2 separate regions of the Homo sapiens genome follow, and region 1 is linked to region 2. Evidence: chromatin contacts called from ENCODE Hi-C or POLR2A ChIA-PET data. All regions are on one chromosome and are shown on one strand. Each heading gives the region's core, a stretch centred on a gene start or an enhancer-like site at or near the end of the contact. The rest is flanking DNA. Distances are from core to core; before and after follow the strand shown.

What was found. Hi-C counts contacts between places; a loop is a spot of excess contacts on that map. ChIA-PET counts read pairs that join two places held with the same protein, here RNA polymerase II (POLR2A). Pooled maps may share reads with other maps.
Region 1: a loop to region 2 is called in a pooled map, with 2.2 times the contacts of the local background. The contact joins two enhancer-like sites. A Hi-C loop is called at or near these places in 1 of 37 single-sample maps with no recorded cell type and 1 of 50 pooled maps. POLR2A ChIA-PET finds 5 or more read pairs at or near these places in 2 of 52 experiments (HEK293 and WTC11).

The regions. Positions count from the first base shown.
Region 1 is chr1:230,275,410-230,282,204 of GRCh38, forward strand. It overlaps GALNT2 (polypeptide N-acetylgalactosaminyltransferase 2), which reads left to right. Exons shown (of 16, transcript NM_004481.5): 16 at 3,894-6,713. The coding sequence ends at 4,049. Among named protein-coding and RNA genes, the nearest start is that of PGBD5, 150 kb to the right of the region's middle. Within about 2 kb of position 1,867, at least 3 of the 41 ENCODE cell types and tissues checked have a DNase peak (open chromatin) inside an H3K27ac peak, as active enhancers do.
Region 2 is chr1:229,690,045-229,696,102 of GRCh38, forward strand. It overlaps the pseudogene KIAA1191P3. Among named protein-coding and RNA genes, the nearest start is that of URB2, 67 kb to the left of the region's middle. RefSeq lists an enhancer at 4,868-5,369. Within about 2 kb of position 4,232, at least 13 of the 41 ENCODE cell types and tissues checked have a DNase peak (open chromatin) inside an H3K27ac peak, as active enhancers do.

The sequences.
Region 1 (6,795 bases), core at 617-3,116, 580 kb after region 2:
TAAACACCACATATATACACACCACATATATATACACGCCACATATATACATATATACAAACACCACATATATATACATATACACACACACACCACAGATACATACATATATATACATGCCACATAGATATACATATATAAACGCCACATATATATACATATAAACACACCATATATATACATATAGATACATGCTACATTTATATAAACACCACATATATATACGCCACATAGATATACAAGCACAACATATATACATGCCACATGTATACATATGTAAACACCACATATATATACACACCACATATACACACCACATATATATATACAAACACCACATATATATACATATATACATACACCACAGATATATACATATATATACATGCCACATATATATACAAATATACATGCCACATATATACATGTATATACATGCCACATAGATATACATATATAAATGCCACAGATATATACATATATAAACACCACATATATACATAGACACCACAGATACATACATATATACATGCCACATATATATACGTATATATACATGCCACATATATATACGTATATATACATGCCACATATATATACGTATATATACATGCCACATATATATACGTATATACATGCCACATATATATACGTATATATACATGCCACATATATATACATATATAAACACATATATACATATATAGACACCACAGATATATACATATATATACACACCACATATATATACATATATACACACACACACATATACACACAGTTTCTTTAAACATTTCAGAATAGACTTTCTACCTGCCTTGTAAGCCGGTTTTCTCTGACGTATTCCCTTGTGGCAGCTTGTGGACACACCCTTTCTCAAGGCATGGGGTAACAGTTAGTGTCAGGAATAGAAATGCAAGCACAAAAGGTCCTCCCTGTATGCCCATACTTGGAGTGCCTGCCCCTGTTCTTACAGTCGGTCCTTAGAGATAGATGGGATGTAGGGAAACTGAGGCACAGAACCTACTGGAGCCAAGAGCCTAAGCCAGCTTCTAGTCTAACCCTGATTTCACAACAGAAAAGTCTCAGAAAGTCATTGCCTCCACCCTGGAGTCATCTGGGAAGACCAAGGCCAGGACCGAGTCCCCGGTTCTGACCCCAGTTGTCAGGGAGACGCCTGCAGAGGGCCCTCTTTCACCTGTCTGTCTCCAAACCCCTGCGCCAGCTCTGGGTGCTCCTCCTTCCCTGCTCTGCAGAGTCCCAGCCTGTCCTGGCAGTGGGAGCCCCTCTCTAGGGTTCTGCTCACAATCCGCATCTCTAAATGTCCATCTGTGTTGATGACTTGATACCAAAATGTGTAAGGGAGTGCCTGTTAAACAAGAGAAGGCTAGCACCGCTTGGACCCAAACCACCTAGAAATTGCCTCACTCATTGGCCCCTCGAGAGGAAGCTCCTCGAGGGCAAGGCTGGCATCTGCTGAGCCAAGTACTGGGTGAGTCTCAAACACATTCCCCTGGGATGTAACGGAGCAGAGATGTCTTTGGATGTAATGGATTGATAAAGTGATGACTTTAGTTGACACCTTTTTAAAAAACAAATATTACTTCAATATTGCTTAATTTCAAGAATTGACAGGTGTTTCTGCTTCAGTCCCAGTTTTGGGGAACCATAACTGACACGGCTTAGGACCTTTGTGAAGCATGAAAAGACCTATAAATAATAAGTTTTTCTGGATGTATGGCATGTATAAATGGGGATCTGTTAGGTTTTAAACCCCAAGACTCAGGCTATTAGAGAGGATGTGGGGGCTGTTTCAGTAGAGTCTGACTGCCTTGAAAATCTGCGCTCCCCACCCCCAACCACAATCCCATCAGACAGACAGATCAGAGCCCACAAGGCCACCTGTGCGAGACGGAGCTGGGGTTTTGTTGTTGTTTTTCTAAGGTTCTTGATTTAGCTGATGCTTTGACACATGACAGGCAGTCCCTCCAGTGGCCAGAATCAGATTCCGTTCATTCCGAATTCTTTGTTGAGAAGATTCCTGGCTGCTCAGAGTAACAGGGCAGCCTCAATACATACACACTTTACATGACAATGGGGAAAAACAGCATGAGGGGTGATTGACAGCAACGAGGGAGCTGGAAATGAAAGAGGCAATGACAGGCACTTAGCAAAAGCCTCCCCGGCTCCTCTGATTGCACTGTCTTTCCCTGCTGGCAAGAACTCCAGGTGAGCAGGTGGACGGAAATAAGGAAAGCAGGGTACAAGTGACAACATCCTTGTGGTGTTTCGCGCAGGTCGGGTCCCCAGCACTGGGCTCCTCTGCCTGCACCGGCTCCTCCCTGCCTCACTCACTGGCCCCTCAAGAGGAAGCTCCTTAGCAAATTTTATCTTGGAACTGAACTGGCTTTGCCAGTTGGAACATTTGGTTTCCAGGCACGTCCATGTTTTCATATGTTGTGCATATTTGCAGAGTCAAAGGGGAAAGGGAGGCAGGAGTGAGAAAATTTAATTCTGCAATGTCAAAAGGATTTGCAAAAAATACTTAGGTGAAGGAGCTTTCGTGCACACAGTATAAAAAATTAATTAGAACCACAGACTTCATTATTTGAAACGAGCTTTGGGGAAGAAAAAAATGTTACTTTTTTTTTTTAAGAACAAACATTAGAGATTTTTAAAGGGGGATTTTTCTGTTTTTCTTTCTTTTTTTTTTTTTTTTTAAGAGACAGGATCTCACTCTGTTGCTTAAGACTGGAGTGCAGGGGTGGGTATGACCATAGCTCACTGCAGCCTCGAACTCCTGTGCCCAAGCGATCCTCCCACCTCAGCCTGCAAGGAGCTAGGACAACAGGCATGCACCACCATGCCCTGCTAATTTTTTTTAAAAAAAATGTTTGTAGAGATGGGTTCTTGCTATGTTGCCCAGGCTGGTCTTGAACTCCTGGCCTCAAGCGATCTTCCTGCCTCGGCCTCCCAAAGTGCTGGGATTAGTGTCGTGAGCCGCCTGCACTCAGGCTGAAAGGGGTATTTATGTTACTTGCTAAACAGGGCTCCTCAGATTTCCTTCAGGCTGGGTTGTGCACTTTGATTCTGGCTTAGTTGGTGGGTAACGGGTATGTGGGTTGAGTTTGGTTGTTCGCTTGATTTGAGTGTTAGTAAAGAGGCATCGTACCCTGTACTTTACAAGCGGCATGTTCAGAACTCAGCAAACATTGGTCCCTGCCATACAGAGCACCAGGGGGCTCAAGGGTAGCAGAGACAAGTTTCTCATATCCACCAAGGAGCTTGCACACCAGTAGAGAACAGACTACATAGAAATAGGCTTCTCAATGCTATGTTCTGTTCAAACAACCATCTCTCTTCCTGACATTTGGCCTGACACCGTTCCTCTGGCTCCCCCGAGCAGAAAGCCCTAAGTGGGAGCATGGAGGTGCCCAGACCAAGGCCTCCAGGCAGGGCTGCTTTCCAACAGCCAGGGGAGGATCTGGCCCTGCATTGTGTGGATCCCTTCTTGGGGTGAACCATCACTGGATCAAGCTTTCATACGAAGGCATGCAAATTCCCCTACATCAAATCCTGTGTTAATGACGAAGGGGTGGGTGCCCAGAGCTCTGGGGCTCAGAGGAGGGGACACCCACAGAAAGTTTGGGGCAGGAGACGTTCTGAGTTTTGATCCAAGGCAGAGAATATGTTTCCTTCCTGGGTCCCAGCAGCACCTGTGGCTGGTTTCCTGTGGGGCTGCTGCAAGCTCCTCGGCCGTTCAGATGAGAGGCTGGGAAAAACGTGTCTATCTGTGAGTTTTTAATGCAGCCACAAGGTCCTGAATTCACACGAATCTGTTTGTACTCCTTTGCTTGTGCCCACACTCTAAGGCACTCTCCTGTGTCTTGCAGAAATGGGAACAGATCGAGGGCAACTCCAAGCTGAGGCACGTGGGCAGCAACCTGTGCCTGGACAGTCGCACGGCCAAGAGCGGGGGCCTAAGCGTGGAGGTGTGTGGCCCGGCCCTTTCGCAGCAGTGGAAGTTCACGCTCAACCTGCAGCAGTAGGAGGGTCCGGGAGGCCCTGCCGTCCTGTCTCCTGCACCATTGGGTGGAGTCTGGTGATCACATTATTGATTATGTTTCTTAAACTTTCCGCGAAACTAATATACCTCAGTATTCCATCATGGTCTGAAAGTCAAACTTCGGCAAGGCACGGACGACTGTGCAGACACAGCAGCGGCAAGAAGCGAGAACTGCCCTCCCCCTCCTCTCGGTGCAGCCCAGCCGGGCCCCCTTCCCCAGGCCGGAGCGCCCCTCTTCCTTCCAGCTTTCACTTCTGCCGGCTCCGCAACTGAGTGACACCCAGCGACAACCGACTGGGGAGTGGTAGAAGCAACTGAACGGATGCGTGCGAGCTGAGGACAGGGCGGGAGGAGGGGGCACACATGCCCCAGGGGAGCGAGGAGAACTCTTGAAATCTCCATTTTCAATCCCTTCGAAATCACGTATGGTTTCCACAAAGCCGAGTCGTGTCACGTGGCAGGTTTACGTCAATAGTCCCTCTCTCTGCTCCTCCATTCGCAAGTGTCTTCCTGGGCCAGACTCCCCTCCACCTCATGTACTTGCTATATTGAGGATGAAGTTTTCTATGGTGGGACACTAAATATAAAGCTATATAGAGAAAGAATGTACGGTCAGTTCCCTATGGTTTCTGTAGATCATCGTCATCTTGTATATTCCCCACAAAGCCGTTCGCAGCTTCCGGGAGAAGGGGCCAGAGCCCGGTGGGGCCAGTTTCTCACAGAGGGAGGAGGTGGCCTTTGTCCCCTGGAGCCCGATCAGCCAGTTGGTGCTACTGCTGTGGCCAGCTGGGGGGCTTCCTCCAGACCACCGGCCTCGGCCCCGGCATCCCTGTTGGGCGTCAGCCTGAGAGTCCCTACTGTGCGTCAGAATCCACCTTGCGTGCTGTGCGTATCTGTGAACCTGGAGCGGTTACTTATTTTGACAGATATCACTTTGGGTCTTTTTACATTAAATTTCTTTTCTCTAAGGAATATAAGACATACCCCATAGCTCTGTGTGAGCCAGCAATACCGCTGCCCCCTGGCGACAGGGCAGACCAATGATGCCAGGCAGCTGTCACACGCTAGTATTGGCTTCATTGTGATCTGAGCCCTGCACGCTGGGCCTTCAGAATTAATGGCCAGCAGTGTCAGGGATGAGCCCGTCAGCCAGGGCACAGGCCTGGCTCACAGTCCTGCACACCTGCTGGCCTGGGGAGCTCCAGCCAGGCAGCGAGTCCTGCCCCGCCCGCAGCTCCCTCCCACACCCCGCCTGGCCAAGATGACTGCTTCAGGGGGCTTTGGGGAAAGAATTAGGAAGGGTCAGAACCAAACAATACCTGCTCATTTACACTGAGGATTCAGGGCGGGAGACAGGAGCCTTGGGGTCCTGTTAAACCACAGACAGTTATGAACTGAAAGTCATAACGGGGAGAGGTGCCTGGCTTCTACCTGGGTGCTCAGGAATGTTCCTCGTCACCCCTGCCACTCTGTGGTCGGTGCCCTGCTTCCTCCTCCACTCCTGGCCGCCTTCTCCAGCGCCGCACACACAGATGCTCAGTCTCAGAGAGGCTGGCACGGCCTGGCAGTCTGAGAAAAGCGTCAGTTAGGCACACCTGCAGGCCCCTCGGTGGGACAGCGGCGGCCTTGGAGTTAGGAGCCACCCTGGGAGGTTGTGCCGGTGCCATGCTCCTCCCTGTGTCTTGTATGAAAGGGGCCACTGTGTGTCTTCCTCCCCGGCGGGAGCCCCACATGTGTGCACTGTAGGACAGCGGCCCCGAGGTGGAAGCCTGGCTGGAGGGCTGCCCTATAGGTCTTCTCTTCCCGCCTCCCCTGCCATGCAACCAGATGTGTTGTGAGTGGGCAGCGTGCCCCCACGCTGGAGTAACTCCGCACGCTTCTGTCTTTCACGGTGGGCGCTCGGGGGGAGCCTGAGGAAAACCCCCTTAGGTACCTGTGCGAGGCTGTGGAGTGCAGGCCAGAGCAGGGTGTGCGTAGCCCCCAGCACCCAGGTTCTTCTGTCAGACCCTGTGACCTGCGAGCTGCTACTACTGTAAGGAGGGAAATGGATGAATCTGGCTCGTTTTAAAATCACGTTTTCTGACGAATCCTTTGCCCCTTCACCTTTACCCCGCCCGCACCCCTAGGCCCTCTCAGCCTTCCTATCATCCCACGTGTCTACCCAGACCCTTGTGCGGCCCATGCCCTGGGGGCGGCGTCCTGTCCCTGAGCTGGGAGGCGGCTTTGGATGGTCCGGGCGTCAAGAGCAGGGGTGGGCCGGGGAGGGGTCCTTTGCGGTGAGCTATGTTTACATGACACAGTGTGCCAAAGTGACTTACTGCGGTTGCGTTAGTTTTTAATCATCAGGACTATCTCACCCTCCCACTCCTGTTTTTAAAACTCAGAATTCTTTCCTAAGAGCCCTTCGAGCAAAGCGTGCCGAAGTTAGTTGTCTTCTCTGTGCTGGTCCTTTCTTATGTCCTCATAAAAGCTCAGATGATGGTATCTGTGAGTATGTTTTGCAAATTCAAAATATAGTTTGGTAATTTTTTTTTCCAGTTGATTTTTAAAAAGAACTGCTGTACAGAGCTTGTACTTTGTCCATTTTATAGATGGAAACCATCCTTGAAAATTGTTTAACTTAAATAAAGAGAAGATACTTTCTAGATACCGCTCTTTGCTGGCCAGAGTCTGTCCTGGTGTGTGAGGGCTGGGTGGGGTGGGTGTGGGGACTGGGATTGGGGTCAGCC
Region 2 (6,058 bases), core at 2,982-5,481:
TTCCCAGGAAGAGTGCATCCAGAGGTTCTGCTATCCTGCTGCTGCTGCTGCTGGGCTGCCTGCGGCCTGGAGTCCAGCGCTAAAGAGGTTCTGAGGGCCCACGTCTCCCGAGAGGCTGTGACGCAGTCTGGACTGAAGGCATGGTGAGAGCAGTGGCAACACCGAAGGTCTCCAGGACCCAGCAGACAACACTGCCCCCCTGCTATGGTTTTGAAGTGTCTTTTTCTGTACTCAGCCCTTACGTGGTTGCTATAAACATTAGACTATTTTTTAAAGTAGTTACAAATGGTTGGTTTGTTTGTTTGTTTGTTTGTTTGTTTTTTGAGACGGAGTCTCGCTCTGTCGCCCAGGCTGGAGTGCAATGGTACGATCTCGGCTCACTGTAACCTCTGCCTCCCGGGTTCAAGCGATTTTCCTGCCTCAGCCTCCCGAGTAGCTGGGATTACAAGCACCCCCGCCACCGACCGCACCCAGCTAATTTTTGTATTTTTAGTAGAGACAGGGTTTCATCACGTTGGCCAGGCTGGTCTCAAACTCCTGGCCTCAAGTGATCCACCCACCTCGGCCTCCCAAAGGGATTACAGGCGTGAGCCACTGCAACCTCCACCTCCTGGGCTCAATAGAAACATTTTTTTTTAAGTTTCTGCTGTAAAAAAATATATTTCTGTTGAGCCTAGGAGGTGGAGGTTGCAGTGAACCAAGATTACACCACTGCTCTCCAGCCTGGGTGACAGAGTGAGACCCTGTCTCCAAAAAAAGAAAGTTTCTGTTGGGGGAGAAGAGCTTGGAGGGTCATACTCTGCCATTGTGCTGACGTTGCTGTATTTGTTTTTACATTCAAACTTTCTTTTGTAATAAAATATATCTTGAAAAGCATCAGTGGTGGTGTGGCTTTATTCATTTTTAGTTTGAGAATATGCACATTTTCTTCCTAATATTTGGCAGTTTGAAATAATCAAAAGGCTCAGGACCCAGTTAAGAGAGTTTATTCAAGTGCACTGTCAGGGTGGCCATCTCAGGACACGTGGACACCAAAGAATGGTGATTGGTGCTCCTGGTGTCCTGGTGTGGGGAAAAGTGAGGGCTGCTTATGAGGTCAAAAATGGAAGTGTTGAATGGAATCACAGCATTTTCCATAGAGAGGCTAACATGCAGATATAAGATTTGATTGGCTACTATCGATTCCACGCTAAGGGGGTGGCTTAACATCCTATTGTAGGGAGATAACAACCACAAGGTCTCCAGCATCATTTTGTGTAGGTTTGAATGAAGAATGGGAAGTCTGGTTGGCATGTAACATCTCAACACAAAAGTCAGGAAGCAATGGTCATGCACCAGAGGAAAAGAACGGTCATGTTATATGACTCAGTTTGCAGGGCTTAACTTTTATTCTTAGCACAGTACATTTGGAAGGTGCTAAAATTTTATCTCTTTTCACATACGGCAGGCGGATACATCAGTGTCCCAGGCGGGGCTGGCTATGCTTTAGAGTACTGGCTGTCCCTGTGTTCTCTACTGTCTATCAAGTGGTACCCAATCTCCTACCACAAAGGGCTCGAGGTTTTCAGCCAGACAACAGTGTGTGTGCCTTGATTTGCAGCTCAGATAAATATCTTCTCATAGTCAGTTCAGCTGAAAAACATTTATTGAGTACTATATGTCAAGTACGGCAGAACACATGGGGGTATAACTGAGGACATAGAGGATCCATGCTAGAGGAATGTACTTCCAGTGAGAGAACAGACGGTAGGCAAACAATTTTAGGACAATGGGGAGCTGCCATGATGGAGGCATGTAGATGGTCCTGTGGGAGCACAGAGCAGGAACTTCCTGGAACTGAGCATTTTTGTTTGTTTGTTTGAGACAAGGTCTTACTCTGTTGCCCAGGCTAGATGCAGTGGTGCCATCACAGCTCACTGTAACCTCCAACTCCTGGGCTCAAGCGATCCTTCTGCCTTAGTGTCCTGAGTAGCTAGGAATACAGGCATGCACCACCACACCTGGATAATTTTTAAAATTTTCTGCCGACAGAGGGTCTCACTATATTGCCCAGGCTGGTCTCAAACTCCTGGCCTCAAGAAATCCTTTTATCTTGACCTCCCAAAGTGCTGGAATGACAGGAGTAAGTCACCGGCCTCAGCCCTGGGAGCTGAGTCTTGATGAGAAGTTAGCTAAATGAAGAAGGAAGGGCCACCAGATGAAAAATTCATAACAAAGCCTGAATGAAAACTCGGGATTTCGGAGTCCTGGTCCAGTGTTTTTCTTACTTATCTGGGTTTTCAGAATCTCGTCTAGAAGAGACTCATATTCTTGTTTAATCTGGCAGGGCTTTTTTTCTTGTAAGGTTTGTTGGGAAATGAGGTATTTTGACCTGCTTGACTGATTCACCTACTAAAAGGATTATATAGTCACTGCTCTAGAAAACCACTTCCTCAGTGAGAATGTGGTCCCGTAGATTGTGCGTCCTGGTTTTTCACACATTATTATCATTCTTTTTTGTTTGTTTGTTTCAGACGGAGTCTCGCTCTGTCACCCAGGCTGGAGTGCAGTGGTGCGATCTTGGCTCACTGCAACCTCTGCCTCCCAGGTTCAAGCAATTCTCATGTCTCAGCCTCCCAAGTAGCTGGGACTACAGGCATGCACCACCATGCCCAGCTAATTTTTAAATTTTTAGTAGAGACAGGGTTTCGCCATGTTGGCCAGGCTGGTCTTGAACTCCTGACCTCAGGTGATCCACCCACCTTGGCCTCCCAAAGTGCTGGGATTACAGGCGTGAGCCGCCACACCCAGCCTATTATTTATTATTCTAACCTGTGTTCCAACACACTTCAATGACCTGCTTGTTGAATGGCTTTCAGAAGGGAGGCTTTGCCTTTCTTCCTGGGATAGAGTCATCTGAGTTTGTCTTGGCTCAGTTCTAAGTGACTGGTCTCTTTACCTGTCATCCCCATTGCCAGCTTAGATCTAGGCAGCATCCCATGAGACTCAATCCTTCCTGGAATCAGATGAGTGGACAGTGGGGTGGGCCCTGCCAGCCCAGCCAAACAGTCAGATCCTCTCCCTGAGGATCTGGAATAGGGATGCTTCCAGTTCCGGGGACTGACTTGATTAGCTATAGGTTCCAAGTACAGTTATGTAGAGTCAAGTTTCATGGTGAGGCTTACTTAGACAAAGCAATAAGCAAACTGAAGTTGTGAAGGAGCAGAAACCCTGAACAGCAAGGGGAAGCCAGCCCATAGGGAGGATATGGGAGCAGGTGTACAGAGAGAAGCCAAGATGAGAGATGATGTGGCTTGAGAAACGGTTGCCATTCATTCTCTGGTTCCCTGGAGACCCAGCTGCACTTCCTACAGCTGGGTTCTGTTACATCGCTCTGTGTCTTGTACAATAAACCTTTTGCTTGAGCTGGCTTGCGTGGGTTTCTGATCCTTCAACAAAAACTTCCTGTGATTCTAGCAGTCCCAAATCGATTTCTCCCCAGATCTTTCAGCTGACATGATTTCTTCCCCTTTTGTTACCTAGTCTATGAGAATGAAGGAGATTCTGTCGGCATCAGTGATTTTCTTTTTCCAGCTATTGCAAAGGTATTTTACATTTGCTAGGGGTTAGAGGCAATGACTCGGTACTTTCTCCAACACAGGGGGAGCAGATTCATCGGTGAAGTCAATGATGGCCACTTACAAGCAGTTCCACATAAGCAGTGTATTGTAACACAGAAGTATTGAATAATTGAAAGCATAACCATACTAATAGGATCTTTGCCTGGCTACATGATAGCCATGAGAAATATCAGACCACGAGCCAGGGAGACAAGGTGCATAGTTCCAACCTTGCCTCTAATTGGCTGCGTGATTAAAGGCATCAGGGGCGTTCAGTGCACCTTGGGGTTTCAGCGGCCTCCTCCCCTTGCTCACAGGCTCAAATGAGACAAGGTATATGAAAGCAGTTTGAAAAGGTACAGAGTGCCTTACCCTGAGATATGTGAAGGACTATATTTAGTTACTGGGAGCTGGAAGGGCCTAATGTCTTTCCCACATGTCCTATCAAAGACACATGTGCAGGACAGCTGGTGAATACAGATCGGTGAAGTGCTGACCCTGGCTGTGCTTTGGAATCACAGTGGTGCTTTACAGACCCAGAGGGGCCGCCTTACCCAGTCTCTCTGAATCTGAAGCTTCTTGAGCAATGCTTGGCAGCCAGGGCTGAGAATCTCTTCTGCTGCCCTGTCTCCAAGTTAGGCGCCGAACTCTGGGAGTCAGCAGGCCTATGTTGGCTTCTGACGCTTGGATGTCCCGCCCAGCCCCTGGAGGTCAGAGCCCAGTGAAGAGACAGCAGGAGCCAGAGCCCCAAGCTGAGCACAGACACTTACTCATCCTCCCCCTCGCTGGCCACACTAATGGGAATAGTTGGGAGAGAAACTCTTCAGTGCTAACAGGCTGCAGCTGCTGTTGTGGCAGCAGCCAGGTGGTGAGTCGGCACAGTCGATGCCTGGCTTAATTTGCAGCAGGAAGCGGGGCTGGGGACAGTCTGCTTCCTCTGCCTCTCTTTGTCCCCAGCAGAGCCCTGCCTCCTGGTGAGCGGTGCAGCTGGGAGAGGTAATTGGATTTGATGAACATCTAGCTCTATGGAGACAGAACACTTTAGGTTTTCCCATGAAGGTCAAAGGCAGGCCAGATAGTTTTAAGATTTGACCTCTGGCATCTGAAAAGACAAATAATGGAATTTTTTTTTTTTTTTAGTGAGTTTGTGGTTGAAATTTTGGCTATTTCAAATGGGTAGGAGGGTACACAAAATGACTGAATTTAACCCCTGAGAATAAATTCTGGACTGATCTAGAATCTTCTGGAGAATGGCCTGGCCCTTCCCACCTCTCTAGCCTCATGTCTTACACCTCACGGATACACTGGCATCTTCCAGGCACGGGCCCACCCCACACTTCCACTTCTGGAAATGTGTTTTTTTCTCTGTATAGGTTGACTTTATCCTAACTACCCATTTTGCTGGGCCAACCCCTGTATATCCTTCCAAACTCAGTTTGAGACACTTTTCCAGGCAGGTGCTCTGCCTCCTCCCTGTGTGAATTTGCATCATAGAAGATCCTGTGTGCAGCTTGCTTGGATCCCTTCTGCCATGCACTGCTGCAGAGGGGGCAAATACTGAGCCGCTCCAAGTCACATTCTCTTTGCATCTAAGATGGGACTAGTAATACCCATCCCTTAATGATGTGGCAAGGATGAAGTTGACTCATTTGTACCCAGTGTTTAAAATGCCATCTGATAGTTAGTAAATGTTTGAATAATTGAAAGCATAACCATACTAATAGGATCTTTGCCTGGCTACATGATAGCCATGAGAAATATCAGACCACGAGCCAGGGAGACAAGGTGCATAGTTCCAATCAACAAGTGATTGCTACTGTTCCTCTTCTGGGATGACAGGTTTCCACATCTGCCTCCGGGGACTAGCTCAGGCCCTGCACTTAGTGTGGGTCCAGTAAGGGTCTGACAAGGACTACTTGAGGGAGAAAGAACCTGATAAGTTTCTTAAAATCATCAATAATTATAATCCGTTTTTTTGAGCTGATTGTCATTTCTGCCCAATTATTAGGCAGTGCTGTAATGTATGCAAACATAACATTTACATAATACTTTCTGTGTAAGTGGCATGTTCTAAGTAGAGTAACTTAATATAGTAACCCTATGAGCAAGTCTTATTAACTTTAATTTCATCATTTGCAGTTTGCAAATGAGGAGCAGCCTGGTTCCGGAACTGGTGGCTCTGATCGCTACACCACAGTGTAGTTGCTAGAAATGCAATGAAAGCTCATCCGAGTGAAAAAGGCCCAGCCAAGCTCAGGCCCCTGGAGGCCAGAATGGAGTGGGCTTTGGTCTTGGATGGGAAGCACGTCTGTCAGAGAAGGCAGCACAGTTCAGGAAAATACCCCTGGCCAACATTCTCAGATGAAGCCCCTCAAAACAAGCAGCTTAGGAAGCTCACAGGGCAGAGGAACAAGTGTGCGGGTGGACAGGGCTGGGCAGGGAGAACAGAGCCTTAGTGC